2 separate regions of the Mus musculus genome follow, and region 2 is linked to region 1. A link is a contact called in ENCODE POLR2A ChIA-PET data. All regions are on one chromosome and are shown on one strand. Each heading gives the region's core, a stretch centred on a gene start or an enhancer-like site at or near the end of the contact. The rest is flanking DNA. Distances are from core to core; before and after follow the strand shown. Region 1 holds the start of Fancc (Fanconi anemia, complementation group C). Region 2 has its middle 10 kb from the start of Gm30950.

Evidence for each region. ChIA-PET counts read pairs that join two places held with the same protein, here RNA polymerase II (POLR2A).
Region 2: POLR2A ChIA-PET joins it to region 1 with 15 read pairs in Patski. The contact joins the enhancer-like site here to the promoter of Fancc in region 1. POLR2A ChIA-PET finds 5 or more read pairs at or near these places in 2 of 5 experiments (Patski and embryonic stem cell).

The regions. Positions count from the first base shown.
Region 1 is chr13:63,430,238-63,433,165 of GRCm38, reverse strand. It overlaps Fancc (Fanconi anemia, complementation group C), which reads left to right and starts at 1,421. Exons shown (of 15, transcript NM_007985.3): 1 at 1,421-1,716.
Region 2 is chr13:63,915,942-63,918,869 of GRCm38, reverse strand. No RefSeq gene overlaps it. Among named protein-coding and RNA genes, the nearest start is that of Gm30950, 10 kb to the left of the region's middle. Within about 2 kb of position 1,537, at least 3 of the 3 ENCODE cell types and tissues checked have a DNase peak (open chromatin) inside an H3K27ac peak, as active enhancers do.

The DNA.
Region 1 (2,928 bases), core at 172-2,671:
CTATTTTTTTTTGACTAAAATGACATATTAAAAGGCTTGATGCCACTTGATCCCATAAAGCAGGGCATGTTACTTTGGGATCAGGTTCCCCTGGGGTCTCCCTTTAAATTTTGATGTTGTTATTTTGTGTGTGTGGATATTATGACTTATTAATGTTTGTGCAGTGTGGTGCCGAAGGAGGCCAGAAGAGGGCATCAGATCCCTTGGACAGGGGTTACTAATAATTGTGAGCTGCCATGTGGATGCTGTGACTCAAACTCAGGTTCTCTGGAAGAGCAGCCAGTGCTCTTAATGGCTAAGCTATCTGTTACACCGCTCCCTTAATTAAAGCATACAGGTAATCTAATTCAGCAGTTGTTTTTCTACAACCCAATGTCTTTCGGCTAGTCTTTATTCTTCTCTTTCAAATTCAATTTACAATAAACAGAAAGATCGTGGATTAAAGGAGTGTGCTAGGGCTAAGCCACACGTGTAGAGATAGTTTTTTCTAGTATACAACCTCGGGATTCACAGTATGATCAAATATCCTGCAACAGAGTATTTAAATAAGAGCTATTTATTACAGGCATATATTCCTCCCTACATGTTATTTTTAAGGCACTAAGTTGTGGTCTTATTACAACGAATGGTTCTTAGGCACTAATTAAAAAAAAAAATTTAAGCCGGGCGTGGTGGCACACGCCTTTAATCCCAGCACTCGGGAGGCAGAGGCAGAGGCAGAGGCAGGCAGATTTCTGAGTTGGAGGCCAGCCTGGTCTACAAAGTGAGTTCCAGGACAGCCAGGGCTATACAGAGAAACCCTGTCTCGAAACAAACAAACAAACCAAAAAAATCTAAAAGTTTAAGGTTATCCTGACTCTTCCCCAATTCAAACATCTGTAAATAACCATGCAGATCTAAATTTGAAAATCTTTAAGAAAGGGCTGGCAAGATGGCTCGCTCATCAGGTAAAAGCTCCTACCACCAAGTTGAAGACTGGGTACCTGCATTAGTGAGAGAACTGATTCCCACAAACTGACCTCTAGGTTCACCTGGCATGCACACAAATGTAATGTTAAAAATTCAAGAATAAAAGATAAGCCATGTCTCACTTGACAAGAAGTTTCCACTTATGTGGCGTAAATGCAACTTTGAACCGATTTGAACCTGAACTAAGCAGTACATGGGCCTGACTAGGGATTGGAGCGATCACTAACCACAGACAAAACTCGTTTGTGGTTGGGCCCAGCAGGCTTGAACCCTATGTGGAGTTTGACCTATCTGGCAACTCCCGTCTCTCAAGAACCACATTCCAGGGCTCTCTCTTCTCTAAAGCCCTCACTCGGCGCCGCGAGTTAGCTATAGCCCGTAGTCGCCCACTTCCTCCAGGAGAGATTCAGATCTTCCCATCATGCCGCGGGAGCGCGCTGGGCCCCAGAGTGCACTGCGCGTGCGTGCGAGCGCGCGCGCAGCCCCACTCCCTTGCGGCCGCGGGAAAATTCCAAACACGTCAAAACAAAAAAAGTTCCGTGAGGCTGTGCCAAGTTTTCAAGCCGCAGAAGCCGGGCGGTGGCTTCTTTTCCGCCGCGGCCCAGTCTGCTGAGGCAGCTCTGGGTGAGGACCACCCGGGAAGACCGCCGTTTCCTGCTAGGGCAGAGAAGACTCGCGAGAACGTGCGCCCGAGTCTCAACGTGGGCGAGCCGCGCTCCCGCGGCGCGGTGGAGCTGAGGCAGGACGGTGAGAAGCTACGGTGGGCGGGTGCGAGCCGCGGGAGGGCGGGGCGGGATGTGGGGGGTTGGGGGGGGGGGAAGATATAGCCCGGCAGGAGGCGGGGCCTGGCGGGAGGCGGGGCTAGAGCCAGGTGGGAGGTGAGGCCGACGGTGAGGGGCGTGGCTAATCGGGGAGTTGAACCCAGCTTGGCAGTGGCCGACAGACGCGGTGGGCGTGACCACACGGAAACTGATCTCGGCGGGAGCCCGCACGACTTAGAGGGGCCGCTCCACAAGGGAGAGGAGCCGGAGGGGGGCTGCGCCATCGCAGATGAGCCCGGCGGGGCGGGACCGACAGTGAGGGGTGGGGTCTAAGGCCCAAGGTGAAGCTTGGTGAGCTTGGCTCGCGGCGATGGTAGAGAGGCATCTGTCCTTTACCCTTCGTCCCCATTTATTTTTATTTTTATTGTTTTAAGCAAATCCTCTCCCTCTGGTTTCAACGTAGCCGCAGGTACTTTTGGAAGGACTGGGGCAAAGGTGAAGCTTATTGCTCGCCATCCATTAGAGCAGCTCTGCTCAGGGTCTCAAGATCGCCCTCCCACAGCTGCTTGAGTGACAGGCCCAGAGGCCCATTCAAGGCCTGAGAGTGTTTAATGCTTGTGTCTTGCTGTCTTGCTGCCTTACTGGAACAGTTTTTAGGTGCTTGGGCTTGGAGGGGGTGCTGGATGAAAATCTTGGAACAGGCCAATGATATTGAAGACCTCTGTGTGCCTGGACTTTTCCTCTAGTATGAGATGATTCGAAAAATCCCATCCCTCATTAAATTAATCTAAGCGGGTGTGACCGACGTGAGATACCTATTTGTGGATGGCCCTCGCCTTTAGGGTGCTTCCAAATGGCAGATTTAACGCTCACAATTGAACAACTGGCGGTTATGTGTGTGTATGTAGAGGCCAGAGGTGGTGTCAGGAGTGCCCCATCTTTCCCTCCTTATTCGTCCCCCGCCTCTCCTCACACCCATCACATTTGGCTTGTAGGTCACCTGACTTTGCAAGCCCTTGGGGTTATGCCTTTCTCTGCCTCCCCATTGCTGAGATGACAAATGTGGGCCACACACTTAAAACCTTAAATACACACGCACACACAGCAACGAACGTGTGTTCTGGGGATAGAATTCATGTTCTCATGCTTGTAATGGCAGGCATCTTATCAACTGAGCTAGCTCCCCAGCCCTCTTCAG
Region 2 (2,928 bases), core at 288-2,787, 490 kb before region 1:
CCGTGGAGGAGCTGTGGTCTGTCACAGCCCCTGGCCAGGCAGGTTTTTATGGCCTCAGTTCTGGAGTGGGGAGCACAGGCCACATCCACAGGGATAATATTTGCTGTACCTGGTCCTGATGCTGAGGCCACAGCTTCCCTGTTCACGTTCCTGCCTCGCTATCCCAGTTTCCTTTTCTCCTGGAGGTCTGCTGAGACTTGCTTTTTGAATAGGGAAGCAATGAGTTAGGATCAAACCACAAAGCTCATGAAAAGACTGGATGACTCCCCTTGCAAGCTGCCACTATGAGGCACACAGGTCTGGAGCCAGTGGGAAGCCTGGAGGCCCTGTTGGCCCCTCGAAGGGACAGCAGACCCACCTGAAGGAACACTTGCAGCTCCAGTTCCCTCGGCCAGCTTTCCTGGCTGCCAGCCACTGCTCCTGCATAGCTGAAGGTTATGATGTTTAAATATTAAAAATGCTTAGCTAAATACGCTGGCTTGTTTTCTTTTGCCGATAGTAACAGTCTGCCCACAGAGCCCTTTCAAACCTCTTCAGTGTTTAGAAAACGGATAAGGTACTCATTCACTGACGCTCAAGTTTGCCAGAGCCAGGAATGAAGCCCGGGATTTCGTGAAGGGAGAACCAGCCTGGACCACACACATAGGCTGTTCTGCTTCCTCCTCCCTGCCCAAGCTGGCTCTCCCCTGCGCGCTCTCTCTCTCTCTCTCTCTCTCTCTCTCTCTCTCTCTCTCTCTCTCTCTCTCTCTCTCTCTCTCTCTCTCTCTCTCTCTCTCTCTTCTCCCTTCCCCCTCCCTCTCTGCCCTCATTCTAACAAACTGGCCATGACTGGCAACCAGAAAAATCCATAATAGAAGTCAGAGGGGGGCTTCCAGGGCTTAGAGGGCCCTTTGGTATCCAGGAGATGAATAAAAAAAAAAAATGGATTACCAAAGTGTGTGTTCCTATAACTAAAGAGAGCACACACACACACACACACAAAGCTGGGGCCACCCCCAAAACATCTTTTATGAGACACGGGAGCCAAACAGAATTATTAAAATCACTTTTTTTTTTTGGTGGGGTTACAGAAAGAAATACACTCTCTTCAAGAATAGGGCTGGTTTGGGCCCCACCCACTAGCTGCCCCCCCCCCCCCCACACTGCCCTGAGACATTAATTATCTCCCCAGCACGGTTGGAGGAGTCCTTTGACTTGGCTGGATATAGTATTTGCATTTATCAAATAAGGACCTGTTGGGCACAGGAGACCAGGGCTGGAGGAGGAGGTGATTAGGTGCGAACTTCTTTTAGGAAACACGAGCAAGACTCTGTACTTTCTCCTCACGAGTACCCATCCTTGACTGCAGACTTCAAACAGGAGTAAGCTGGATCCAACTGGAGCCCTGTGGGAACTTGGAAAGACGTTGAGCTTCTTTTATTTCAGTGTGAGCTCCAGTGTGTGCAGAAAGAATGAAGCAGTTAAATTCAAGAAGTATTTATGGCGCTGCTGAGACGAAATGAGGCAGGACTTGGCACGAGAGGCCAGCTCTGGGCAGCAGAGCCTGGAGCACAGCCACCTCAGAGCAGCCCTGGCCCGTTGAGCTGTGGCAGGGCAGCTTCTGATTAAAGAAGTCGGCTCGCACATTTTTGTTGTGTGAATCAGCTTTTTGCCACTGTAGCAAACACTCAGGATGATCAACTTATAAAAGACAAAGGTTTCTCTTGACTTACAGCTTTAAGGCTCTGGACAACGATGAACTTAGCCCAGTTCTTTGGGCCTGTGGGAAGGAAGGTATCATGGTGGCAATGTTTGACAGAGTCCAATCATGTCGAAGCCACAGCCCAGCTGGTAAAAGAGAGGAAGAGGAGGAGACAGGATTTCCTATCATTGCCCCCAGAAGGCATTTCCCTAGGAACCTAAAAATCTGCCACCTTGAGGTCCTGGCCGGGGGTGGGGGGTGGGGTGGGGGGTGGGGTGGGGGAGATATTCAGCTTAGGGAATCCAGTGCAAGGGGGTTCTTTGTCTGCAGTGTAGTCTGCTTGAGCATAGCTGTCCTACCAGTTGATGTTGGATATTGAACATCTGTCAGTATACATTGTACTAAGCAAGATAGAGCCATGGAAAAAGTGTGTCAGACAGTATACTCCTCAGCTGACATATGCGCTAACTCTAGACACGTGCCACACAATCCACACAATCATGTCTTCTCGGGGGCAGACAACCTATATACCAATGGTTCCCCAAGGTTCCTGTCACCTAGGAACATTGTAGAGTGTGTGTGTGTGTGTGTGTGTGTGTGTGTGTGTGCGCGCGCGTGCTCAGGAAAGCCATGGATCAGTGTCAGGTGTCTTTCTTCATCGATTTCCACCTTATCTTTTGAGATAGGGTCTCACTGGACCTGGAACTTTCTCACTTTCTTCATGGAATTCTCAGGCACCGCTTCCTACCTCAGGCATTGCACCTCCTACCAACATCATCTTGATGGTATTCCACTACAAGTAGCTTGTTTCGCTCTTTTAAAATGAGGAGTTAAAGGGTGCACCTGTAATCCTGGCACTGGGGAGGGATACACTCTTGGCTACATAGAGTCTGGATGCCTGCCTGGGCTATGTGAGACCCATGGAAAGCTCCAAAATCAAGCAAATAAAAAGGACACTTGTGTCTAGCACCGTGTACTAGAAGCCTGGACTGTTAGCAGCACATTTACTACCACAGAAGACATTTTAAGCCAGGCAAGGTGGTGAAATCCCATCACCCAGGAGACAAAGACAGGCTTTCAAAGCCAGTCTGGTTACCTGGCCACATGTTGTCACAAAACAACATTCCAGTAGGCTACTCTAGTAGTAGAGTGTGACTTTTACACTCAGCCTAGCTAGTTCTTATTTTCCTTGCAAGGAAGATAGGCCAGGAAGGAAAGAAGAAAGGCTTTGTCTTCATTCTTTCACA